2 separate regions of the Homo sapiens genome follow, and region 1 is linked to region 2. A link is an interaction called in ENCODE POLR2A ChIA-PET data of the cell type or tissue named here. Cell type or tissue: MCF 10A. All regions are shown on one strand. Links, peaks and the distances in the headings refer to the core of each region. The heading gives the core; the rest is flanking DNA.

Region 1 (4,000 bases), core at 1-4,000, 68 kb before region 2:
AATTCCAGCACTTTGGGAGGCTGATATGGGAGGATCACTCGAGGCCAGGAGTTTGAGACCAGCCTGGGCAACATAGTGAGACCCTGTCTCTTAAAAAAAAAAAAGGTTAGCCAAGCAGGTGGTCACACCTGTAATCCCAGCTCCTGGGAGCCTGAGTTGGGAGGATCACTTGGGCACAGAAGTACAAGGCTGCAGTGAGCTGTGGCTGCACCACTGCACTCCAGCCTGGGCAACAGAGACGGACCCCATCTCTAAAAAAAGAAGTCATTTCTCCACCTGAGCTTGATATGCCCAGTGAATTCTCTGGGGGCAGAGCTGGTCCCGTCCCCAGAGGCCCATGTTTATGGTCTGGGAGGCCCCAGCCTTCCCCACACAGCTGAGGGACAGGGATGTTACATGTTAATGCCCCACAAACTGTTGGCCTTGGGCCCTGGGGGAGAGTCTGGTAGAGGGAGGACAACTTCCTAGCCACAGTCACCGTGGCATGGAGTCCAAAGGCAATGTCCTAACTCTGAATGTTGTTCTATAGAAAGAAACAGGATGCTCGAGTCCCGGAGCAGCTCCACTCCTCCAGGGGCGAGGCACATAGAGACACATACGCCATCAGAGAGCCACAGCAGTCGCTGATGAGACTTCTCATCACAGGTGCCACCAGTGGGTCACAGGGGAGTCAGGGGAGCAGACTGGCCAAGAGAAGGGTCTTCCGTCCCGCCCCTGCCCCCGCCCCGCCCCGCCCAATCAGCCCAAGGAATACCGTGAGAAGACTCTCAGGGACAGAAAATACAGCAGCTGCCACGCTGCCCCCACCTCTAGATCAATGTCAAACCTGACCCCCAGCAAGCTGGGCTGCAGGCCAGGGATGAGACGGCGGCCAGGGATAGGCCCAGAGGAGCATGCAATTCCTGTGAGCTTCGCCACCTGTCCCCACATGAAGGGTCTATGTGCCCATGCAGAGCGTGGAAGAGGCTTCTGCCACCTTTGGCTTTCCTACCTTTCGACTGTGGCCGATCCTCACAAATCTCTATTAAAAAGGGGACAAACAGTGCATCAAGTGGGAGACACTGGGGAGGAGGGCACCAGCTGGCGAGGGTGGGCTGGAGGGTGGGCAGCTCTTTGCCCCTCCCCGCACAGCCCAGCAACTGGGTGCAAGTGCAAAAGCTTGACGGGTGGCCTCAGTGGCAGCACGTGCTTCTCAGACCCCTGTCACCCTGGCTCCCCAGGAGAGTGGTCTGCCAGGCCTTGCCAGCAGAACCGTCAGTGAATGTGGGGCCGGGGTCTCCCCAGAACCTGTTGCAGCCTGGCTGGGCACACTGGTTCATGAGGTCAGCACAGAGGGGTACTCTGGTGGGAACCTACCTCTGGGTCAAACCAGCAGCCCCTGCATGGTGATGAAAGGGCCATCCTTGCCATCTCGGAGCCCACCTGTGCTGGGCAACAGCCTTGCTATCTCAACTCACACACACAGAATTGAAGCAGAGCCCAGAGCCCTCCCTCCAGAGCCCAGGTGTTGAGGAGAGGCAACAGGAGACACCACGTCAGGGCTGAGGGTGCCCACACGCAGGGGCTGGGCCCAAGGGCTGCCGAATCTTTCTCTGCAGTGACCCAGCCACCAACTCCTCAAGGGCATGGCTCGGTGAGGACCCTGAGGTGCCCCCATCCCAGAGGGCCTTGCCATGCTGCTGGCCCCATGCCACGTCATGACTCACAGGCTTCTCCCAGGGCCACTTGCCACCAGCCCAATTATCCTCAGATGTGACAAGCTGTCATCCTATAGAACCATCTAAAGAATCAACTGATTTTTGTAATATAAAAAGTTACAAATTAAAATTTAGTCTTAATAACAGACTGCTTGGTAGCCATTTTTTTTTTTGTACCAAAGAAACAGTGAACTAAAGAGATTGTCATTAGGTTTCCAAAATAAAATAAAAAGACATCTTTTTTGGAAACAGTCTTGCTGCCAGGGCCCAGAACTAGCCCTCACTTGCAGGCCTCGTGCAGCAGTACGTTTAATATCCTTTGCTGCCTCCAGACCAGGGGGCTCCTTCCACTCCAGTGGGATCCAGGGGGACCCTCAGGGCACCAGGAAGGAGGAGACTGCCCTGCCTGTGCCATCCTACCTGCTGAGAGTCCCAGCATCCCACGGGTAGCCCTGGCATCTGGAAGGCAGGCCTTGGACAGAATATCCTCTGGCCAATTCGGGCCAAAGCAGGAGTGCTGAGGTGTCACAATGACATACCTCCCCCTGTACCAGCACTGACTCCCTCCCTCCTAGAGGCCCCATGGCCTCTTCCCATCCAGCTGCCACTCAGGGACCCCATGTCTCCCTTCTCTGTGGACTCCAGGCCCAATATAGTCTACAAACTCCCTGGACCCTGAGTCTTTTCTTTTAGGGTCCATCTGCAAAACCGTAGCTGTAGGCAGACTCCCCTGGGCTAGGAGAGTGGAGGCCACCCTGAGGCCACAGCATCCCTGCCCCTGGTTGCCCTGTGCCTGCCAGCAGTGAGCTTCTCTGCTCGGTCACTTTCTCCCTGCAGACTCTCAGTTTGTGCCCTTATTCCTATCATCTCTGATAAAAAGAGACCCATAGGGGACACTGCCTCAACTTTGTCATAAAGCCTCACCCCTGTCTGTGGCCCATGTGCCCCCCTCCCCGTGCCACAACAGCAGAGAACCGCCCCCTCGCCCCAGGTGGCTCCTCCACTGTCTCCAACATCGACACGGGGTCTCCCGCCCAAGAGCCTCTCCAGAACCCAAAGCGGTCCCTAGTGCACCCTCCCTTAGCACCCAGATGTTTCTACACTGGGTCTCCCGCCCAAGAGCCTCTCCAGAACCCAAAGCGGTCCTTAGTGCACCCTCCCTTAGCACCCAGATCTTTCTACACTGGGTCTCCCGCCCAAGAGCCTCTCCGGAACCCAAAGCGGTCCCTAGTGTACCCTCCCTTAGCACCCAGATCTTTCTACACTGGGTCTCCCGCCCAAGAGCCTCTCCGGAACCCAAAGCGGTCCCTAGTGCACCCTCCCTTAGCACCCAGATCTTTCTACACTGGGTCTCCCGCCCAAGAGCCTCTCCGGAACCCAAAGCGGTCCCTAGTGTACCCTCCCTTAGCACCCAGATCTTTCTACACTGGGCCTCCTGCCCAAGAGCCTCTCCGGAACCCAAAGCAGTCCCTAGTGCACCCTCCCTTAGCACCCAGATCTTTCCTCCCAGTTACTCAATTGTCAAAGTAGAAGCTTGACCAAGCAGGGAGAGAAGAAAGGAGCAAAGGAGGGAGGACGGGAGGGAGAAATGAGGAAGGTGGGAAGGAAGGAAGGAAGAGTGGGGGAGGCTGGAAGATCCAGCCTGACACATGGAGCCTGTGGGTTCCAGGGACCGTTTGCTAAATGAATAAGGAAACTCGTTTTTGTACGAAGGAACCTGGAGTCCCAGAGATAAGAGGAAAGTCTCAGGAAGGTTTTGCTAGGGAAGGCGGCCCAGTACCTCCTCTCTGCTCAGGAGGCTGGTAAGGCGGCTGTGAGTGCAGAGCCCTTCCCTGCCCCGCCCCAGGGTCCCCACCAGCACCACCCGAAGGAACAGTGAAAACAGGCCCACCCTGCAACCCTCTGCTAGCTTCTCAGCCTCGAGGGGCCCACCTTGTGTCTGGGCTCCTCGCAGTCCATCCCGGCTCCGCCAGCATCACTGAGGACAGGGCTCAGGAGTGGGGATGAGCCCTGTTCAGCTGGGCCCAAAGGCACCTGAAATGCAGGGCTCAGACTCAGGGGGCTCTTCCGGCTGGAGGGAGAAGGCTGAGGACTCTTCGTGGAAAGGCCTGGAAATGAACGGGGAGGGGGATGGAGCGAGAAATGAGAAAGGGCTGTGAGGCTGGCTTAGAGCCGCTACTACTCTCCTGACCATTCAACCGCCAGCCTCACACAGTGCCAGGCGCTTCCTGTAAAATGTGTATGTACAGCCTCTATCACACACAATTCTAAACATGACATAAAATGAAAATGAGGGTTGATGG
Region 2 (7,177 bases), core at 1,669-5,668:
CTGGGACTACAGGTGCCCGCCATCACGCCCAGCTATTTTTTTGTATTTTTAGTAGAGATGGGGTTTCACCGTGTTAGCCAGGATGGTCTCAATCTCCTGACCTCGTGATCAGCCTGCCTCGGCCTCCCAAAGTGCTGGGATTACAGGCGTGAGCCAAAGCACCTGGCCCACATGTCCACTTTTATCCTTTCAAATCTTCTCGACTTAAAACATACCTTCTGGTCCTAAAAATACAGAAATTCACTATCAGGTGGACTACAATAATCACTGCATGTTCCCAAAGTACCAAATGATCAGATGAAACAAGATTCTCCCTGCACTAGGTCGGAAGGGCCTCACAGCCAGTTAGAGCACTGGCATCATCCAGATGCTCAGAATGGAAGAAAACCCCGCCATCACACTGTGCTTCCTGCTGAACTCAACATTGACTCAAATCAGAACTGTTTCAATACTAGGCTGGAGGAGAAACAGTATTAAGAACATAGTATAAAAAATACAAGTTAAAAAGCAAAACTTTTTGTTCAGTGTTTCCAGTTTTCTAGTTGGTCATGGTGTTAAGGTCCTTTTCCAGGCTTAGGTATAAACAATATTGTTAAAAACTTACATTTACAAAACTATTAAAGGTTGTGTCTAGATGAAAATGGGCGACAAAGGCCTGGCTAACAAAGTACTTCTTTATTCTTTGTCTTAAGCTCTGTGGGAAAATTCTTCTTGAAACAGCTTTTGTCCTTTAACTTGTTTCATGTGCTCATTTACAGTTCATTTGCCAAATTATAACTCCTCTATCTATCTAGATGGCCCCTCCTATTATATAATTCATATCTGTACTGTAAGTTTCATTACTTAAGATTTTTATTGCCTAATTAGATCAATCCCAAATTTCCTTTTATAATATTATACTGTACAATGAAAATAATCTTGAGCGCTCAAAAGGAAACTGTAGCTACATTCTTTGAAAGGTCACCAACATTTTTGATAGGCATTTCACTCTCATTTTGGCACATTTTCAAATCTTGGGTTCTCACATATTCCTAAAATACTGTACACCAAACTTCTACTCCAAATTGCACTAAGAACCATAAGGAGGCCGGGTGCAGTGGCTCACGTCTTTCATCCCAGCACTTTGGGAGACCGAGGCGGGTGGATCACCTGAGCTCAGGAGTTTGAGACCAGCCTTACCAACAAGGTGAAACCCTGTCTCTACTAAAAATACAAAAATTAGCCGGGTGTGGTGGCAGGTGCCTGTAGTCCCAGCTACTCAGAAGGCTGAGACAGGAGAATTGCTTGAACCCAGGAGGCAGAGGTTGCAATGAGCTGAGATGCCACCACTGCACTCCAGCCTGGGCAATGGAGTGAGATTCCATCTCAAAAAAGAGAGAGAAAAAAAAGAACCATCAGGAGTAGCGTTAAATCTCAGCAAAAAGATGTTAACTGCTACTTCTGCTTTTTTTTTTTCTTTTTTGAGATGGAGTCTCGCTCTATTGCCCAGGCTGGAGTGTAGTGGTGCCATCTCGGCTCACTGCAACTTCTGCCTCCCGGGTTCAAGTGATTCTCCTGCCTCAGCCTCCTAAGTAGTTGGGATTACAGGCATACATCACCACACCCAGATAATAGGTTTTGGATTTTTAGCAGAGATAGGGCTTCACTATGTTGGCTGGGCTGGCCTCAAACTCCTAACCTCAGGTAATCCATCCGCCTCAGCCTCCCAAAGTGCTGCAATTAGAAGTATGAGCCAACACATCCAGACTGCTACTTCTGCTTCTAAGGGAAGGGTTCTGTATCATAGAGGGACAAATGAATCCCCAGGCACTTCATCTTTCTAGACTGAAGAGACCAACTGGCAGATAAATCATCTCTACCATGAGATGTGGGCAAAAACTGAGCTTATGTATCAATGGATTCATTCATACCCTAGCTCTTCTACAATCGTTTCTCTTAAACTACTCAAGGAAACAGTACAACATGAAATCCCCCAATTTGAACCTGTTAATACTGGTGACTCAATTACTTATTTATTGCCTTTCCATTCCAAACCCACCCTTCTTTACCCTGCTTTGTGACACTGGAGTAGCACCCTGTAGACATTCCTTTTACACAAGCTGGCTTTGCCAGTAGAGGGCTCTGGGGAGATACAACAAGAAGGGCCTTCTCTCCCCATTTCTGGGCTTTTGGCTTTCTTGCTAGCTGTGTGCAGGAGAGCCAGCGGCTCACACCATCCTATGAGTTTCACTGGCATTCCGGTCCCACTGGTGGGCAGTTTCCTCCCTGCCAGCCGGTTCCTATGGCACCTTAGTGAACTTCACCATCCAATGCCAATGGGTCTGCACCTCAGCCTTGCGAGAGAAGGCCTCTTTCAACTTTGCTGCTTCTTTGGATATTCCTTCCCTCAGCCCTGGTGTGGCAGCTGCTCACCATATCTCCTGGTCCTATATTCTTTAGCATCTCCCTCCCGTCTTAGTAGTTAATCCTCTGTTGCTGGTTAATCATTATTTCTATTAAATTTCCCTGTTCAAATTACTGGTACAGTTTCTGTCTCCTGACTGGCCCTTGAACGATTCAATGGTATTCTCTGGAAAACGACTGTACAGCTTTAACATCTTGAGCTTGGGAAAAAGGGTTCTTCCCCAAGAGTGGGGAGAAAAAAAGCCAAATCCACAGTGGTCCTCCTAACTACTGCAATGTAGTGGTAGCAGAAGCTCTGCACGACCAGATGAGGTTGAAAACTGGAAGAAGAGTCATTAAATGGAGGTTCACTTGGCGTCTATTCTGCTAGCTGCCTACTTGAATTCCCAAATTCATCAGGAGAGAAAATTGTGCCTTCTAGTGCTCTCAGAAGTGGGGGAAGGTGGGCCCGAGAATACAAAACCTGCGATGAGCTTCCTCACAGAGACACCAGTGGAAATGTGGAGGGGATTGCCATCTGAGCACAAAAGCAGGTGATGTAGAACACTCGCCCATTACTGCTTTATGTCTATTAAAGTCTTCCACCTGGGCAAGGGCACATCAAGAAGGACACACCCCAAGGTGAAGGAGGCCCCGCTTCACTACAACCCCATCTTCCCAGCACATTTGCAGACAGTGTATGCCAAACACCAGAAGCCAAAGAAGCAACCTGCTACTAACTGGCTTGTTTTAGGAGTTGGGCACAAAACATATAATTATTTTCTTCTTTACTGTCTTTTACTTAGCATCTGAGAAAAAGCAAAACAGAAGAGTAGCTTAGTTCAGCAGTAAGATCTCTCAAAGCAAGCTCTTAAGCAATTCCTTTCTTTCTTCTTCATCAACCAAAAGAGTTCCAGCAGCTTGCCTGTCCTTACTTGTGCGTACTTGTGAAAACTCACAAAAAGGAAACGTGTCTGTCAGCGTCCCCACCCACTCACTATGGTCAGGACGCAGCTCACTCCCACAGCCCTGTGGCCAGGTGGCTGTCATTTTCAGAAGGGAAGCCTGCCTGGGAAATCAAATAGCAGCCTTTAAAAAAGGCCAATAAGACCATTATTGATCAACCTGAACCTCATTTGCAAAAATACACAGACACTAAGAATGGTTAGACATTTAAACCAAACTCTTGAACTACAGAGACCTACCTGAAAAGCAGAGAAATTAGTCACCGAAGAATGAGTAAACCTGGTATACCAAAGAAAACATAATCTAAAAAAATAAGATCCTATGTACAACTATTGCCTTTGTATAAAAATTAATAAAAATGGGAAAAAATTAAAATTAAAGAAAAAAATAAGATCCCCAAAAAGGTCAGTGTTAGAGGTAAAGGTATTCATAAAATGAGAGGAGACTGGAAAAAGAATCCAACTAAATAATGAAAAGGGGATATTACAAAGATGACTCCAGAAACCGAACCTCAACAGGAGGCCCAAACAACAGATGGACAAGACTTGAATTGGAATCAGTGGTGTGGAAAAATAAACAGATGCATTCTTCTAGAGATAAAAATGATGAAAGAAAATCCAAATTTAGGAATCACAAATGTGTCTACGAGGAACCTAGGAGAGGGGCTGTAGCAGACACTGGGGTATGATAATCCAGAAGATGCCTCGTGACTCCTGTCCTGAAGACGGCAGTGCCAGCTGTCATCTCCTTAGTCATTTGCTGGACTCGTTCAAAATCAAAAAGGTAAATAAGAAACTCTATTTTCAGCAAAAGTAGGAACTCTCAAATCCTGCATCACAAAACTGTGGGGAGAAGCACCACTAGCAATAGGGACAGAGCAAGGGGTTGGGCATCTGTAGTGGGGGCACAAGCACTATGCCACGGGGCCAACTTCAGCAGAAGCCCTAAGAACACTTATCAAAGGTGAAGGGCACAGTGAGGTGCAAAACTTCAGTCCCTTGCTTGTAAGAGCAAGGATGGGAAGAGACCTGGGTAGCAGGGTCCAAGTGTGGGCCCAGTTTGGCTTAGAAGAGCAGAGGTGATAGACCAAAGAAGAAATCTCAAGCAAGTCACATCCAAACCCACATACCAAGCTCGAGTCATGGCATGAACTTTACATTTCAATGAGTCTATGACCAGCCAATCCCCAAGAGAACCTCCTTAAAATAGCCAACCTGTGAATAACTTATCTGCTTCAAAGATGGGTGATCAAAATAGAATAAGCGCTGCAAATATTAAAAGGTATTCAAGATAAAAAAGAAACAGATATTAAAAACTATTTAATAAAGCAACTGCCTCTATAATACAAGAGCACAAAACTACAGTATCAGAGCTCCAGAAAGAGAAGGAAAGACAACTGTTATTCAAAGAAAGTGGATCACCTGGGTGAGAATTCTTGAGTTCCTGCGTAACCTTGAGTAAGATTTTAAATTGGGTTGTTTTACAGAGTTGTAAGATGTCTTAGTTGGTTCAGGCTGCTATAATAAATACACCATAGACTGGGCAGTTTCAACAACAAACATTTATTTCTCATAGTTCTGGAGGCTGGAAGTCTGCAGTCAAGCTGGCAGTAGATAAAGTTTCTGGTGATGTATAAGGCTTGGTTAACAGATGGCCATTTTCTTCTATTCACAAGTGGAGTAGCACAGAGAGAGAGGAAGAAAATTCCCTTATGTCTCTTCTTCTTTTTTTCTTTTTAAGTCCGAAGAGTTTTTGTTTGTTTGATTGTTTGTTTTTTTGAGACGAAGTCTTGCTCTGTCATCCAGGCTGGAGGGCAGTGGCACACTTGGCTCACTGCAGCCTCTGCCTCCCGGGTTCAAGCAATTCTCCTGCCTCAGCCTCCCAAGTAGTTGGAATTATAGGCACCCACCACAATGCCCAGCTGATTTTTGTACTTTTAGTAGAGATGAGGCTTTACCATGTTGGCCAGGCTGGTTTCTAACTCTTGACCTCAAGTGATCCGCCCACCTTGGCATCCCAAAGGGCTGGGATTACAGGCATGAGCCACCTCACCCCGCCTCATGTCTATTCTTATAAGGGCACTAATCCCACTCGTGAGGGCTCCACCCTCATGGCCTAATCACCCCAAAGGTCCTATCTCCAAATACCACCATATTGGTGGTAAGGCTTCAATACAAAACTTTTGGGAGAACACAAACACCTAGTCCATAGCATTAGAGATATTTTTTTGGGACAGGATCTCACTCTGTTACCCAGGCTGGAGTGCAGTGGCATGATCACGGCTCACTGCAGCCTTGATCTCCTGGGCTTAAGCAATCCTCCCACCTCTGCCTCCCAAGTAACTAGGACTCTAGGCAAGTGACACCACACCTGGCTAATTTTTTTTGTAGTGACGGGATCTTGCTATGTTGCCCAGGCTATAAGAGTTATTTTAAAAAGTATATTCTAGATGTAAGTTCCTTATCAGATATATCTTTTGCAAATATTTTCTCTCATTATTTTTACTTTCTTGATAGCATCTTTATTTGTTCTTTTATCACTTTGGAATTTGGTGTCATATCTACTCCTAGGTTTTCTTCTAAGAGTTTTACAGTCTCAACTCTGACATTTACATTAATGATCCATTTTAAATTAGTTTTTGAGTATGATGTGAAGTAGGGGTCCAAATTCATTCTTTGCATGTGGATATTCACTTGCCTAGGCACCATCTGTGGAAGACTATTAGTTCTCCCATTGATTGTCTTGACATTCTTTTTGAAAATATCAATTAACCATAAATGTAAGGGCTTATTTGTGGATTCTCAAGTCTATTTCATTGATCTATAAGTCTATCCTTATGCCATACCACATTGCCTTGATTATTGAAGCTTTACAATAAGTTTTGCTATGGAAAAGTGTGAGTCCTCCAACTTTTTTCTTTTCTGAGATTGTTTTTGGCTATTTTAGGTTTTTGGCTATCCCTTGCATTTCTATATACATTGTAAGATCTGCTGTCAATTTCTACTAAAAAGCTAGCTGAGATTTTGATGGAAATCATATTGAATCTGTAGAGCAGTTTGAGAGTATTGCCATCTTAACAATATTAAGTATTCTGATCCATGAACATTGTCTTTCAACTTATTTAGATGATCTTTGATTTTTTTCAATACTTTTATGATTTTCTGTGTACAAGTTTTAAGGTTCTTTTGTTAAATTGAATCCAAAGTATTTTATTATTTTTAATGCTACTGTAAATAAAACAATTTTCTTTTTTTTTTTTTTTTTTTGAGACAGTCTCACACTGTCACCCAGGCTGGAGTGCAGTGGTGCGAGCTCGGCTCACTGCAAGCTCCGCCTCCCGGGTTCACGCCATTCTCTTGCCTCAGCCTCCTGAGTACCTGGGACTACAGGCACCCACCACCACGCCTGGCTAATTTTTTGTATTTTTAGTAGAGACGGGGTTTCACCGTGTTAGCCAGGATGGTCTCGATCTCCTGACCTCGTGATCAGCCCACCTCAGCCTCCCAAAGTGCTGGGATTACAGGCATGAGCCACTGCGTCTGGCCAATAAAACAATTTTCTTAATTTTATTTTGGAATTGTTCATTGCTAGTGCATAGAAATGCAATTGATCTTGGTATATTAATCTTGTATCCTGCAACCTTCCTGAAATCGTTTATTAGTTCTAATAGCTTTTTTTAAAAGAGAGACAGGTATGTTAAACTTTTCTATATACAACGTAGTGTCATGTGTAAACAGTTTTTACCTCCTTTCCAGTGTGGACGGCCTCCCTCTCTTCCTTTCTTTTCTCCTCCCTCCTTTTCTTTCTTCCCAGCTGCTCTGGCTGGAGC

Evidence for each region. Peaks named below come from ENCODE experiments on the same cell type or tissue, not always from the same donor. Only the 100,000 strongest peaks of a DNase experiment are listed, where the experiment ranks them.
Region 1: POLR2A ChIA-PET joins it to region 2 with 5 read pairs; 3 of 35 experiments call an interaction of 5 or more read pairs at or near these places.

The regions. Positions count from the first base shown.
Region 1 is chr2:241,456,552-241,460,551 of GRCh38, reverse strand. It overlaps FARP2 (FERM, ARH/RhoGEF and pleckstrin domain protein 2), which reads right to left. Exons shown (of 27, transcript NM_014808.4): 14 at 3,630-3,805. Among named protein-coding and RNA genes, the nearest start is that of MIR3133, 19 kb to the left of the region's middle. In MCF 10A, for the core only: no CTCF peak of the experiment used is centred there; no DNase peak of the experiment used is centred there.
Region 2 is chr2:241,387,228-241,394,404 of GRCh38, reverse strand. The region is part of intron 2 of FARP2 (FERM, ARH/RhoGEF and pleckstrin domain protein 2); the gene reads right to left. Among named protein-coding and RNA genes, the nearest start is that of FARP2, 35 kb to the right of the region's middle. RefSeq lists a silencer at 1,194-1,253. In MCF 10A, for the core only: no CTCF peak of the experiment used is centred there; a DNase peak (open chromatin) is centred at 3,314.